Linked DNA regions of Homo sapiens: all the other regions are linked to region 1. The links are chromatin contacts, found by Hi-C or POLR2A ChIA-PET in ENCODE. All regions are on one chromosome and are shown on one strand. The core of a region is the stretch at or near the end of the contact, and the rest is flanking DNA. Distances in the headings are between cores, read along the strand shown. Region 1 overlaps DLGAP1 (DLG associated protein 1). Region 2 holds the start of GAPLINC (gastric adenocarcinoma associated, positive CD44 regulator, long intergenic non-coding RNA). Region 3 overlaps DLGAP1 (DLG associated protein 1).

Region 1 (4,656 bases), core at 646-3,145:
AAATCATTTTTATGCCACAGTGGCATATTCTAGAGGAACCTGGGCCAAGGAAGACCACCCTTGGCCTTACTCCTGGAGTCATTCCGGCTCTGGCCTAGCCTTGGGGGTGGAACTCTGCCCTGGTGTGGACAAGAATGGACCCTCTCAGGCCCCAGCATATTCTCAGAGGTCCAGTCACACCGACCTGGAAGTGTCAGAGATGTACTTAATTCTAGGTTTGCACTGAGGCCAGGTAGAAACCGCAGTACCTGGAGCATTTCTTTGTGTTTTGGGGTTTTAATAGACTTGGCCAGGAACCAAGTCCAAGCCCTTTCAACATCACAGAATGTTTTTTAATCTTCCCTAGTCCACCGGAGTGGAAAACTCACATAGTTCTCATCATTCACAAACACTTAAAGGGTGTTTACTAGGTACTAGATGGTATATGCTACTATTATCAGCCTCATTTTGTAAGTGGAGGAGACAAAGAAAGGTTAAGAGGGTTTTCCAAGTTCACATGGATGGTAAGCAGCACAGTCAATATTTGTTGACTGTGAGGCCGAGGCAGGTGGATCGTTCGAGGTCAGGAGTTTGAGACCAGCCTGGCCAACATGGTAAAACCCCGCCTCTACTAAAAGTACAAAAATAAGCTGGGTGGTGGTGGCGCATGTCTGTAATCTCAGCTACTCAGAAGGCTGAGGCAAGAGAATCGCTTGAGTCTGGGAGGTGGAGGTTGCAGTGAGCTGAGATGCACCACTGCACTCCAGCCTGGGCAACAGAGTGAGACCCTGACTCCCAAAAAAAAAAAAATTGACAAATTAGCAACCGGGCACAGTGGCTCAGGCCTGTAATCCCAGAGCTTTGGGAAGCCAAAGCAGGAGGATCACTTGAGGTCAGGAGTACCAGCCTGGACAACACAGTGAGACCTCATCTCTAAAACAAAACAAAAAAATTTAAAAATAAGAAAATTAGCAGGGTGTAGTGGTGGGCGCCTGTAGTTGCAGCTACTACGGAGGCTGAGGCAGGAGGCTCCCTTGAGCCTAGGAGTTCAAGATTGCAGTGAGCTATGATTGCACCACTGCACTGCAGCTTGAATGACACAGCAAGACCCTATCTCTAAAACAAATTTAAAAATTGTTTAAAAAAAAACTTTTTAAATTGACAGATTAGAATCTGATCAGTTTCTTTCCAGAGCTACTTGAACATCTCAGGAGATTCTGCTAAGGATGGAAAAGGAAGGAGTTTTAATTTCAAAGTTTCATTCCATGTCTTGTCAAACCAAGTCTAGATTTGCCATTTAGAACTGCATTCTCTGATCCTGTGTTTTAAGAGAGGTTTCTCCATGTAGATGAAACCAGGAGCTGCATCCTTCCTCGGATTGGTAGGTGTTCCATGGGCTTTATCTGTGCGGCGTAATGACAGCACACAAACGCCAGGGGGCAATGCAGTTTCACCGAAGAATCCTAGGAAACTCGGGTCTGGCTTTGACTAAGAACATTGGCAGGATCCTGGGGCAAAGGTGGAAATCCTTACTAAAAAGAGTTCCGCCAAGGAAAAAATATGTTTAAAAATCCTTTCTTTGAAAGCTTCCTGCATTGTCATCAAAATTGCCCTTCAGTATTTGTGCACAGCTGGAAGTTTTGTGATATTATTTGCAAAAGATTTACTTTTCGTTTTTTCTCAATGCGGCTGCCTAGTCTTTCCTGGAAGGTTTCCTGGGTCTTTCTGCGTAGGAAGGATTATTCTAACCAGCTCTCGGGTAGCCTGGATCACATTGTTAGGACTCTGTTGCGTCCTCTGCCTGACCGCGGGGCTCTCTTCCCCCGGTGCCCATTCAGCGCTTCCAGCTGCCTCTGCGGTTGGAGCCGGGCTCCCTTTAAGGTAATTCCAGTCTGGGCCTGTGTTTTGTTTCCAGCTCGGCAGCCGCCAGGTGTCTGCCCTCCCTTAACCTCCAAGGATGAGAGATCAAAGGTGCCCCTACATCTGCCTCCTGCCCAGCTCTTTAATCTGTTACATGTTCAAAAGGGACAAATGCAGTATTGTGCACTCAGGGAGGGAGGACAAATCAGAGAAGTGGAAATGGGCAGAGCCTCAGAATGTGTTAACTTACATAAATGATACGGAATATGCCTGTCGACATATTAGCCCTGCCACTGTAGAGGTGTTTTCTTCTTAAAAGAGCAAGAATATTATGCAGAAATGGAAATCCTCTTTTCTCCCTTTGGAAGCCTACTAAACCCATTTAATGAAATATCGTACACAGACCCATTTGGAGGTCACTATTAGAAATATAACGAGGTAAAACAAAATATTTTTTAAATTTATGAAATGGAAATTACAAGGGCACTTGTAGAGACCTGAGCTTATTTTATATGTGGCAAAAATGATAAACTAATCTTTAAGCAGAGCAGATATATTTTAAGAAAGACTATTCCCAGCGGAGCATGTATTTTCCATATCCGTAGAGCTAAGTAGGGGAATGCATTTTAAAACAGTAGGAATTCAGATTAGGTATTAAGAAAATAATACTGAGAGCAATGGTTATGGAAGGTACAGAATTTTCCTAACAGCACTAAGGAAGCAGCAATTATTTCTTCCATTTTTAGAGGAAGGGGTTGGGGGGAGGGGGAAGAGCTCCTGATCTAGTAACAAATTGTTTCTAAACTTAAATTTAGAAACATTTTAAACAGTTTGAGCATCCACGATTTTCTTTAGACTTTTAGGAGAGCTCCCTAATTTCCAACTAAAGACATAAATGTGAACAGGCACTAATTACTTTTTTCTCTATGCATTCCTGCGCCCACACACCCAGAGGCTCTCTTGTGCTTCCTCTTCCCCAGCGGTTACAAAAAGGAACTCCAGCAACTTCAGTTGTGCTTAGCTGCCGTCACAGACAATAGCATAGTAGGACCAGTGGCCTCATATTAAGTCACAGTCTTTCCCAGTTACAATGGCTGAGAACCCAGATTTTCACAAGGTGCAAAGAAAAGAATATTGACATGGTTATTAAAAGCTATGGTGAGAAGGGAGTCTTTATCAGCTGCTTCAAATATTTCATTCACCTTCTTAACAAATATTTATTCTGCACTTACTATGTCCAGACATGGTGCTGAACTCGGGGAATTCACTGGTGATCAAAAGCAGTCTTACCCTTTGTTCTCATGGAGTTTACCATCTAGGGGTAGAGACTAGCGTCAATCAAATAATCACAGAGATAACTGCGCTGAAAGAAAGAGACAGTTCTTGTGGGAGGATCTATTGTAACAAAGGGACTAATCTAGAGGCTCAGGGAGAACTTCCCTGAGAAAATCCTCATTAGCTAAGAGTCAAAGGATCAAGAAGGGTGAGGGATGGCACGTGCTAATTCTGCATTCAATATTAGTAGAACTGAAAGGGTGATGTGGCTGGAGTACCAAGAGCTAAGGGACAGGGCACATGTGTAGTCAGAAAATGTATGCACAGCTGACTATGTCTGTCATCTGTTGCTACATACCTTATTACCCCAATGTGGAGCAGCTGAAAAACAATCATTATATTATACCTTATGATTTTGAATCAGGAATTTAGGCAGGGTTCAGCTGGGCAATTCTTCTGTTCCACATTCAGCTAGAAGTTGGTGTATTAGTCAGAGTTCTCCAGAGAAGTAGTATATCCGTGTGTGTGTGTGTGTGTGGGTGTGTGTGTGTGTGTGTGTGTGTGTGTGTGTGTATACTGACCCATAATTATGGAGGCTGAGAAGTCCCAAGATCTGCAGTCAGCAAGCAAGCTTGAAACCCAGGAGAGCCAATGGTATAGTTCCAATCTGGGTCCAAAGACCTGAGAACATGGAGAACAATTGTGTAAGTTCCAGTTCAAGTCGAAGTCCAAAGGGAAGAGAAGACTGATGTCCCAGCAGAGACAGAGAATTCTCTCTTACTTTGTCTTTTTGTTCTATTCAGGACTTCAACTCATTGGACAAGACCCACCCACCTTAGGAAGGGAAGTCTGCTGTACTCAATGAACTGATCCAAATGTTAATCTCATCCAGAAACACCTTCACACACACTCGAAATAATGTTTGTTCAAATCTCTGGGCACCTCATGGCCCAGTCAAGTTGACACACAAACTAACCATCACAGTTGGGCTGGTCTTGAGAGTCCAAGACAGCATTATTCACATGCCTGGCACCTTCATTTCAATGGCTGGGAGTGTGGGCTCCTGATCAGTAGCAATATGGTAACTGTTGACTAGAGCACCTGTAATTGGCACCTCCAGCCTTGCGGCTTCAAGACTCCTTACATGTCAGTTCAGGGCTTCCAGAGACAGTTCCTATACAAGAGATAGGAAATCTTAAGGTCTTAAGGTCTGAGCCCAGATACTGGCAGAGCATCTTTTCCTTCATATTCTTGGTGACGGCCAAAGCAGTCCACAAGCCCACTCAGACCAAAGGGAATAACGAAGATGCCACTTCTCAATAGGAAGAGTTTCAAATAATCTGTGGTCATCGTTAGTCATCCATGCTTCAGCCTCTGGACACAAATTATTCACATCTTCTGTAAGGCAAAATATACTCACCCCTTCTAAAGACTTCAAAAACCTTATCTCAAGCTCAAGTTTGAGATTCAGGTTCTTTTTTTTTTTAGGGGGAGTCTTGCTCTCCTTGCCCAGGCTGAAGTACAATGGCATGATCTCGGCTC
Region 2 (4,656 bases), core at 973-3,472, 200 kb after region 1:
GCGATACCATGCCTGGCTAATTTTTGTATTTTTAGTAGAGACAGGGTTTCGCTATGTTGGCCAGGCTGGTCTTGAACTCCTGACCTCAAGTAATCCACCAGCATCAGCCTCCTAGAGTGCTGGAATTACAGATGTCAGTCACCGCGCCCAGCTCCCCAGTGGTTCTAAAATATCTCCCAATGCAATGTAAAAAATGCATCAATTTTTTAAAATTCCAAACATGGGAGTGTAAGACTCTGGAGCAGAGTTAAGGGAAATGTGCCTGGAAAGGGAAATAAAGCCCAAGGGCAAGTATGAACCTGTCATTGAGAGTAAAAAGGATGAGAGGCCAAGGGCAATGGCTCATGCCTATAATCCCAGCACTTTGGGAGGCTGAGGCGGGAGGATCACTTGAGCCCAGGAGTTTGAGACTAGCCCCGGCAACATAGAGAGACCCTGTCTGTACAAAAATTTTTTTTTTGAGACGGAGTTTCGCTTTTGTTGCCCAGGCTGGAGTGCATGATGCGATATCGGCTCACTGCAACCTCTGCCTTCCGGGTTCAAGCAATTCTCCTGCCTCAGTCTCCCGAGTAGCTGAGATCACAGGCACGCACCACCACACCTGGCTGATTTTGTATTTTTAGTAGAGATGGGGTTTCTCTATGTTGGTCAGGCTGGTCTTGAACTCCCGACCTCAGGTGATCCCCATGCCTTGGCCTCCCAAAGTGCTGGGATAACAAGCGTGAGCCACTGCGCCCAGCCTGTACATTTTTTTTTTTTTAAATTAGCCAAGTGTGGTGGTGTGCACCTGTAGTCCCAGCTACTCAGGAGGCTGAGGTGGGAGGATCACTTGAGCCTGGGATGGTGAGGCTGCTGTGAACTATGATTGTCCAGCCTGGACAAGTGAAACCTTGTCTCAAAAAAAAAAAAGGGTAAGAGCTCAACTTTTCGAAAAAATACCCATGCTATCTGACCTACCACCCTGGCTTAGTAAAGGGTACTGCCATTATGTTTCTAGCTCAGAGTTCTCAATCCACTGCCAAAGCCTCAGTTACTATCACCCAAACCTGTTATCCAGGTGTCAACTTCATGGACAGAATATGTTGCACTTAGCAGCTGCATTACGACAACAGAGTTCCCCGGAACTGAATTGTTGTTACTTCCAGCATTAGACGCAGGCATTAATTTACATATACCTGCATACACATCACTGTAAACGTGCCTGAGTCCAGCTTCTCCTTTTGCAGAGAGATTTGATAGCCCCTGGATGTGGATGCAGGGCTTCACACCTGATGCCTGGGATGATCATCCATAACGCACAATGTGGAAAATGCCCTTCCAGGAAACCAGGCTGCTGTGTGTGAACCTAGTGAGCAAGCATAGAAACAGGAAGGCTGAGATTAGAGCCTGCTCTACAGCGTTTTGATGTTTCCTGAGCCACTGCTGAGGCTCTGAGAGCTGATCAAAGGTACCTCTGCAGGCTCAAATTAACACAGAGTTGGTGAATCAGGCCAGCACCTGCCTGCAAATAGCAGCATATTTCACCAAATCAGGTTAATCTTTTCATCAAGGCAGGAGGTGGCAATCCTTTCATAAAACCTTCACAAGTTAAGTTTATTCCTGTTGTACCTTAGCTTTCTGAAGGAAAAGTAATGAATGGCCTGTTCAATTTTCTTCCCTTGGAGGTACGTATTTATTTTAAAGCTGATCTTTACCTCATGGTGTATACCATTGAAGACCTCCAGCCCTAAAGAACTTGCCTTGTTTCAAAAATGGTGGAGGTTTTGGGGTTGAAAGAGAAGAATGGGAAGGCATTGTCATAAATCTTCACTTTCCTTTTAATGCAGGTGGGATTTATAACTTCAAGTATTTGTATAAGAGCAGTACCTCACCTCTGTTTGGGGAAATATAGCTAAAAAGCCATAATTTTTGCAGAGAGAAAGCAGAAAGGCGCAGCACAGAGTAAACTATAGCCACTGGATAGATCTAAAGATTCTAACAGAGCTCAAATAAAAAACAGAAACTAACTTAAAAAAAAAAAAAAAGGTACTAGCCTAAGGCTGCAGGCTCAGAAAACCGATACCTACAAAGGGAAATGAAATGCATCGAATAATAGATTAAGTGTTAATACTTACGCAGAGAAGCTTCAAAACAGATTTCTTGCCTTGGAGGAGTTCATTATTTCAGGCATTGGCTAGTCATAAGACTTAGGAAACCAAGAGGATGTGTCAGATCCTGCAAGTCTCTCCAAGAAGCAGATGTGGTCACAAGGAAATGGAATGGGGGAGGGGAGGGAGGAATTCGAGAGAGCAGAAAAATAAGTTGAGATATTTGGAAAATAGAGCTTGCATATGATTATCTGCCAAAGCAACCCCCAAATTTTTATTGAACAGTATAATAAAAATGGAGACAGTTCCAAGTTGTTTCATTTCGGGGATAGGGTGTGGAAAGAGTGTGAGCAAACAGAATCACCCCATGACTGGGGGCCCCATTACAGCTGGTAACCACAGACAAGCTGAACTTTGAAGAGTGTCAGTTTCCTCAGCTACACAATGGGAATAACACGTCCCATTAGGGTTGTGAGGACTAAATATGTATATGTGGTATTCAACAAATACAATAATAATATAATAGATAATAATTTAATATAAGGTGTTTGATAAGTACATCTTTTCCTTCTCAAATTAATCCAACACTTTCACTTCAATACTGGGTTTACAGATGATACCAGAAAATAACACTATAATGGAAAGAGCTATTGTTATTTATCTATTTGTTTTTGAGATGGAGTCTCATTCTTGCCCAGGCTGGAATGCAGTGGCGTGATCTCCTCTCACTGCAACCTCCGCCTCCCAAGTCCAGGCGATCCTCCTGCTTCAGCCTCCCAAGTAGCTGGGATTACAGGCATGCACCACCATGCTCTGCTAATCTTTGTATTTTTAGTAGAGATGGGGTTTCACCATGTTGGCCAGGCTGGTCTCGAACTCCTAGCCTCAAGTGATCTGCCCACCTTGGCCTCTCAAAGCCCTGGGATTACAGATGTGAGCCATCACGCCTGGCTGGGCTATTTTTTTGTTTAAGTTTCTTACTTTTATTTTTTCAATTAACAAAAGTATATATTTATGGTATACAACATGGTGTTTTGATATGTGTATACATTGTGAAATGACTGAATCAAGCTGTTAATTAGAGAATTTAAAATAAATGATGTTCTAGATTGTGTAGATTTATTGTACAAGCAGGCTAGGGGAAAAAATGTTTTGTTCGTTTTGTTTTGTTTTGTTTTGTTTTGAGACAGAGTCTCGCTCTGTCGCCCAGGCTGGAGTGCAGTGGCGCGATCTCGGCTCACTGCAAGCTCTGCCTCCCAGGTTCACGCCATTCTCCTGCCTCAGCCTCCCGAGTAGCTGGGACTACAGGTGCCCGCTACCACGCCCGGCTAATTTTTTGTATTTTTAGTAGAGATGGGGTTTCACCGTGTTAACCAGGATGGTCTCGATCTCCTGACCTCGTGATCCGCTGGCCTCGGCCTCCCCAAGTGCTGGGATTACAGGCGTGAGCCACAGCACCCGGCCAATGTTTTGGTTTTTTTTTTGAGACAGTGCCTTGCTCTGTTGCCCATGCTGGAGTGCAGTGGCGCAACCACGGCTCACTGCAGCCTCAAACTCCTGGGCTCTAGCAATCCTCCTGCCTCAGCCTCCCAAGTAGTTGGGACTAAAGGTGCACACCACCATGCCTGGCTAATTTTTAATTTTTTTGTAGAGACAAGATCTCGCTATGCTGCCCAGACTGGTAAGCCCCCACGCTCAGCTGGGAAAAGATGTTGACTAATGTAATACACTTGGGCTTTTCACAGAATCATTCAAGTAAATCAAATTTCAAAATGAAAATCAGGCTAGGCACAGTGGCTCACACTTGTAATCCCAGCACTTTGGGAAGCCGAGGCAGAAGGATTGCTTGAGCTCAGGAGTTTGGGACCAGCCTGAGCAACACAGCGAGACTTCATCTCTATAAAATTTTAAAAGCTAGGCCTGGTGGAGCTCACCTGTAGTCCTAGGTACTCAGGAGGCTGAGGCAGGAGGATCATTTGAGCCCAGGAGTTCAAGACTGCAATGAGCTATGACCACATCACTGCATTCCAGCCTGGGTGGCACAGCAAGATCCATTCTCAAAACAATAACCACCACCACCAAAAAATCCCTGAAAATCATTGGAAAGAAATTAAAAGCAATAAAACATTAATAATCAGACTAGGTAACAGTCAAAAAGTTGTTTTGACTTGTTAAACAGGATAATTTTTTAAAAGAGGCATATGTAAAAATTTAAATGTGTACCTTTTGTTGCATTTCAACCTATTTACAGTCTCTGAAAGCCTTATCCTCACATTACAATTTATATGGAGATAATTTATGCCTTTAGAGTATTAAAATATATATTAGCAAAAATTTGAGACAAGATAGGAGAATTGAATTTGTCCTAAGATCATAAGTTAGAATGATCTGATCAAATAAGAATATGTTCAAGTTTCAGTAATTTTCTTTATAAAGAAAATAATTTGGAGGCTGGGCACGGTGGCTCACGCCTGTAATCCCAACACTTTGGGAGGCCAAGGCGGGTGGATCATTTGAGGTCAGGAGGAGTTCAAGACCAGACTAGCCAACATGGTGAAACCCTGTGTCT
Region 3 (4,656 bases), core at 1,084-3,583, 150 kb after region 1:
ATACTAGGTGAATTATAGTGTAGGTGGCAGAAAAATGTGACGAGTTCTATGTAGCATATCTACCGTAGTAACCTTCACCACGGGGAGCCAGTCAGAGGTAATCCATTGCAGGGGTGTCTGTCGTATCCAGGCTTCAGGGAACCTACTTTGAGGGTATAAGAAATATGTCTATTCTTCTCTGTTTCTGAGGCCTTAAAGTAAGGTCTGATGATCGTGGAGTTAGGTGTAGCATCATGTAAGAATTAGAAGCAGTCAGAGAGGCAGGGCACAGTGGCTCATGCCTGTAATCCCAGCTACTCGGGAGGCTGAGGCAGGAGAATCACTTGAACTCGGGAGTTGGAGGTTGCAGTGAGCCGAGATCGTGCCACTGCACTCCAGCCTGGGTGACAGAGTGAGACTCTTGTCTCAAAAAAAAAAAAAAGAAGCAGTCAGAGAAATGAGCACGTCTGCCTTTTTAGTTCTAGAGACCTAACTCCTCTTGAAATAGGAAAGGATGCATATGCTAATTATGCTTAAGGATTTGTAATCCTGATTTTAACTCAGCAAAAAGATCACCAGCACACTGAAACTCCTTGCAGCTTTGCCATAGACCCACTGGGAGGGTTAAAGGAAAGTGTTTTTTCTCTTCATCCTTGTGCCTCTTATACTACCTCCTTTTCTCAAAATAACAACCTATCCCACAGAGGTCAGTGGGAAAGAGGAGGTATGCTCTCTTCTAAATGGCTGGGTCTTTGAATGTAGTCAGGAGATTTCAAATCATAGATTGCATAAAAGACTCCCCTTTCCCACAGCCAACATAGTTGTTCTCTGCTTCTCATTATGACACATAATCTGTAAAAGAAAAAAAGAGCTTGAAACACCCACCATCTCTTTCAAGGTGTCCCTGGTTCCTCTTTTCTGTTCAGGATTGAAATTGCCTTGCCTGCCAGTCACTTCAGGTAGATGGATGTGCTTTGCTCTTGCTTCCTAATGTGGGACAGTGATCAGGCTTGGCGAATTTCTTCCAACTCTCCCACTGACTTATTATGCCACTCACCCCTATCCATTGGCACTGGCTGGGAAATGTTGATAAAGAAATTACATGCAGCCTGGCATAGTGGTGCATGCCTGCAGTCCCAGCTGCTCAGAAGGCTGTGGCAAGGAGTTCAGGGCTATAGGACCCCATGTTCATGCCTATGAATAGCCACTGTCCTCCAGCCTGGACAACACAGTGAGACCTCATTCATAAATAAATAAACACATAAATAAACAGAAATCACACTCAGTGGATAAATGGAATGTGGTATAAACATACAATGAAATATTATTCAGCTTTGAAAAAGAAGGAAATTCTGCCATATGCAACAACATGGATGAGCCTGGAGGACTATATGCTAAGTGGAATAAGCCAGTCACTGGAGAACAAATGCTGCATGATTCTGCTTATATGATGTATCTTAAAATAGTCAAAACTCAGGAAACAGAGAGTGGAACGGTGGGTGCCATGATGTAGAGGGAGAGGGAAAGGGAAAGGGGAATTGCTGTCCAGTGGATCTAAAGTTATGCAAGGTGAATAAGTTCTCGAGATCTGCTGTACAACGCTGCGCCACCATTAACAAAACTATATTGTGCACTTAAATATTTGTTAAGAGGGTAGATTTCATGTTAAGTGTTCTTACCACAGTAAAGAAAAAAAAGAAGGAAATCACACTCGGATAGCTTCCACTTAAGTAGATTCAGACGCAATTTTCTGCGAGTGTTAGAGAGAAGAGAGCCCAAATAGACTGGGGTCAGAAGACGGGGATTGGCCACAGCAGATGTCCGTGGGGAAGAAACTTTGTAGTTTGAGTACAAGTTTTTTCAAATGAAGTTATCTGCTCTGCCTCACAGGGTCCTGCGAGGATCTAATTAGATGCCTGTTTGTGAGTTTTGAAATACTAAGTGATGATAATTTAAGTAAACACATGTTCACAAAGGCCTCCCAAAAGTTCCTCCTGACTTTATGTGATTCACTAACCCAGGCCTGTACTCTCTATTGTGGGTCTTCTTAAATATCTGTTGTGGGGTGAGAGGTTTGAAGAATTATAAGTGGGGGAGTTTATAAAGAGTGCTTACTTCTTAAATAGGAAGAATCCCATTCAACTGCATTTTCTGTTTTGTTTTGTACTTCCACTGAGGGACAGATTAACAGAGTAGCTGGGGAAAGAAAGGAAAGGGAGGAGTCTATAAGCCTCACCATCAGGTGCCTATACGGTGTCTGGGGAGGCTAGATTTACTTATGTAAAAAGAACTGCCCAGCAATACAAGGCTTATTATCTGATTAAGTATTACACAAATAGATGGTATGAGTCATGGTTAAACGGCTTGCCTGGCTGACACAGCAGAGAAAATTATTCTGTAAGATGCATTTGAATGTGCCCTAAGGGAGATGGGTGGCAAAAACTGTTAACCACATCTGGGTTGAACAATCTGTAAAAAAAAAAAAAGCATGACCAGAATGTGAAAGAGATCAACTCAACACCCATAGAGCTTTAAAACCCCCATTCTAACTTTCAGAGAAAATCTGCTGATGTTGACTATGGGTGCTACTGTGCTGGTGAGATTGCCCCAGTCTAACACTCAAAATGACCCTTAGCGATCACCTTTCCAGGACCAGAAAAGAGACCTTATGAATTCAGTGATGGGACTGAAATAGTCATTCTCTACTGCAATGGTTTCCTCTGGGGATGAAAAGGAATGGGATAGGAGTGGAGAACATATATTTTATCTGTAGGGCTTCATTTCATAGGAGTGAGAGAAAAGGGAAAAAGAAAACAAATTCAGCAGGATGCAGTGGCTCATACCTGTAATCCCAGCACTTTGGGAGGCTGAGGCAAGAGGATTGCTTCAGCCCAGGAGTTCAAGACCAGCCTGGGCCACATAGTGAGACCCAACATTGGTTTAACTCACAGATGCAAAACCCATGGAAACAGAGAGCCAACTGTTTTTTTTTTTTCCACCGTGAAGGTTGGTATTGAACATTTTAGAGTAGTTTCAAAACAACATCGAGATGCTTCTTTCTTCTTCATTTCATTTCTTTATCAACTTTCAGTCTTTTTATTTCCACTTTTTACTTCTACTGGTGTTTACCATTTATTGTTTATTAATTTCAACTTCCTCAAGGCATGTGCAACAAATGTGAAATTTACTTTTGGAAGAAAGAACTTACCTCACACACAGAGTGAGTGTCTAATGGAAAAAAAATAAAACAAAACAAAACAAAACAAAAAAAACCTCCATTACAGCTTCTTTCTTAAAATTAAAGTGAGTTTTTAGTTCTCCGGAAAAGAAAGTGTGGAGGACAAGGAAATATGAGTTGTCATCTGCTTCTCCCAAGCCTCCCTGTTTCATGATCTCATTCTAGGCCCAAGCAGTCATCTCCCCACCCTGGGCCTAGGAACGGTCATCTCCTGGACACAGGAATTGCAAGTATCCTGGAGCCAGTAGGGAATTTCCATGCAAGGAACATGACGGCAAAAGCCCGGGAAAGAGAAGGGCCACAACTCCACCCCAGATACTTTGCCAGGGCTCTTGCCAGGCCATGCTGAATGAAGAAAGATATCCCTTGTTTTACTTTTGAGAAGACATCTGACTTAGCCCCAACTTGTGTGGTTGCATGTTGCCCTAATAATGGCTTAGAACAGTGCTGTCTCCTCTTTTGAGAATCACTGTCTTACTCAGTTACTTTTATTATGGCAGTCTATTATATAGCTCAGGCATCAGACATAATTGAGAACCATCAGCTCAAAGTTTTTAGGTAAGTCAGAATAGCTGGAGTTTCTGCGATAGCTCCCAGGAGCTATGGAACCCAGCCATCAAAGTGGAGACCTAGGTACCCTGGTCATAACCTCCCAGGATTCATTCTGAGATTTGCCGATCTCACAGTCCTACCCTTCAGCAAGATAATTCAGAGGTTTCCATAAACCTCAGAGCTTACCTACAGCCACATGCTCACTTAGGAAGTGCCTGCTCCATATACCTTCTTGGAGCTGGAACAGGTCACCCAGAGAGCATACCTGTCCCAGGAGACCAAGATGTCCAGTCACCTTAGATCATCCAGACTTTGTTTTTTCCTTTTCTCTCCTAGCCAGGGCAAGTGTGGCTCTCACAGTGGGCACACCCATAGAAGAGGTAGAGGTTTCTGATCCTAGATAATAACAAATAATTATTAAGTACTTACTGTAAATCCAACACAGTCCTAAGCAATTCAAATACACTAACGCTTTTAACCTTCCCAACAACCCTCCAGATAGGTACCATTAGCCCCATTTTACGGATGGGAAAGTAGAGATAGTGACTTGTCCAGGCAGTAGCTATTGAGGACTCTGGCCCACTCAGGCCCTGTGTCTCCATAAGCTGTCCTTTCTGGGGATGTTAAGAAAAGGAGAGGAGGTCTTGCACAATTGATTTATTAGTTAAAGAGGAAAAGGATAACCATCCCAAGAGATTTTAAAAGCAGAGCAGAAAAATTGTTAAAAACTTAGGCCTAAGAAATTGCTGCTAGACAGCTGTCAAGGGAGACCCCCTCGAGATCACGGAGGGAGGGGGCAAATATCTGTCTGTGAGCTGTTTGGTGTGGCTGGTGACATATTAGAGGAAATATAAATGCACTGAGTGACTTGTGGGAACGCTGAAATA

Evidence for each region. Hi-C counts contacts between places; a loop is a spot of excess contacts on that map. ChIA-PET counts read pairs that join two places held with the same protein, here RNA polymerase II (POLR2A). Pooled maps may share reads with other maps.
Region 2: a map of left lung shows a loop between it and region 1 (4-fold over the local background). The contact joins the promoter of GAPLINC here to the enhancer-like site in region 1. A Hi-C loop is called at or near these places in 82 of 168 maps with a recorded cell type or tissue (A673, CD14-positive monocyte, CD4-positive, alpha-beta T cell and 52 more), 16 of 37 single-sample maps with no recorded cell type and 45 of 50 pooled maps. POLR2A ChIA-PET finds 5 or more read pairs at or near these places in 34 of 52 experiments (A549, A673, AG04449 and 28 more).
Region 3: a loop to region 1 is called in a map of PC-3, with 5 times the contacts of the local background. The contact joins two enhancer-like sites. A Hi-C loop is called at or near these places in 3 of 168 maps with a recorded cell type or tissue (PC-3, aorta and dorsolateral prefrontal cortex), 3 of 37 single-sample maps with no recorded cell type and 8 of 50 pooled maps. POLR2A ChIA-PET finds 5 or more read pairs at or near these places in 8 of 52 experiments (AG04449, GM10248, GM12878 and 5 more).

What each region holds. Positions count from the first base shown.
Region 1 is chr18:3,663,215-3,667,870 of GRCh38, reverse strand. All of the region lies in intron 7 of DLGAP1 (DLG associated protein 1), which reads left to right. Among named protein-coding and RNA genes, the nearest start is that of DLGAP1-AS6, 13 kb to the right of the region's middle. RefSeq lists a silencer at 1,808-2,102. Within about 2 kb of position 1,895, at least 32 of the 41 ENCODE cell types and tissues checked have a DNase peak (open chromatin) inside an H3K27ac peak, as active enhancers do; they include A673, CD14-positive monocyte, HCT116 and 17 more, where a contact is called at or near this core.
Region 2 is chr18:3,463,816-3,468,471 of GRCh38, reverse strand. GAPLINC (gastric adenocarcinoma associated, positive CD44 regulator, long intergenic non-coding RNA) reads right to left here and starts at 2,222. Exons shown (of 3, transcript NR_110429.1): 1 at 2,115-2,222; 2 at 1,176-1,345. The region is part of intron 2 of LOC105371965 (a long non-coding RNA gene); the gene reads left to right. RefSeq lists an enhancer at 1,032-1,719.
Region 3 is chr18:3,509,875-3,514,530 of GRCh38, reverse strand. All of the region lies in intron 10 of DLGAP1 (DLG associated protein 1), which reads left to right. Among named protein-coding and RNA genes, the nearest start is that of GAPLINC, 46 kb to the right of the region's middle. Within about 2 kb of position 2,333, at least 3 of the 41 ENCODE cell types and tissues checked have a DNase peak (open chromatin) inside an H3K27ac peak, as active enhancers do; they include Panc1, where a contact is called at or near this core.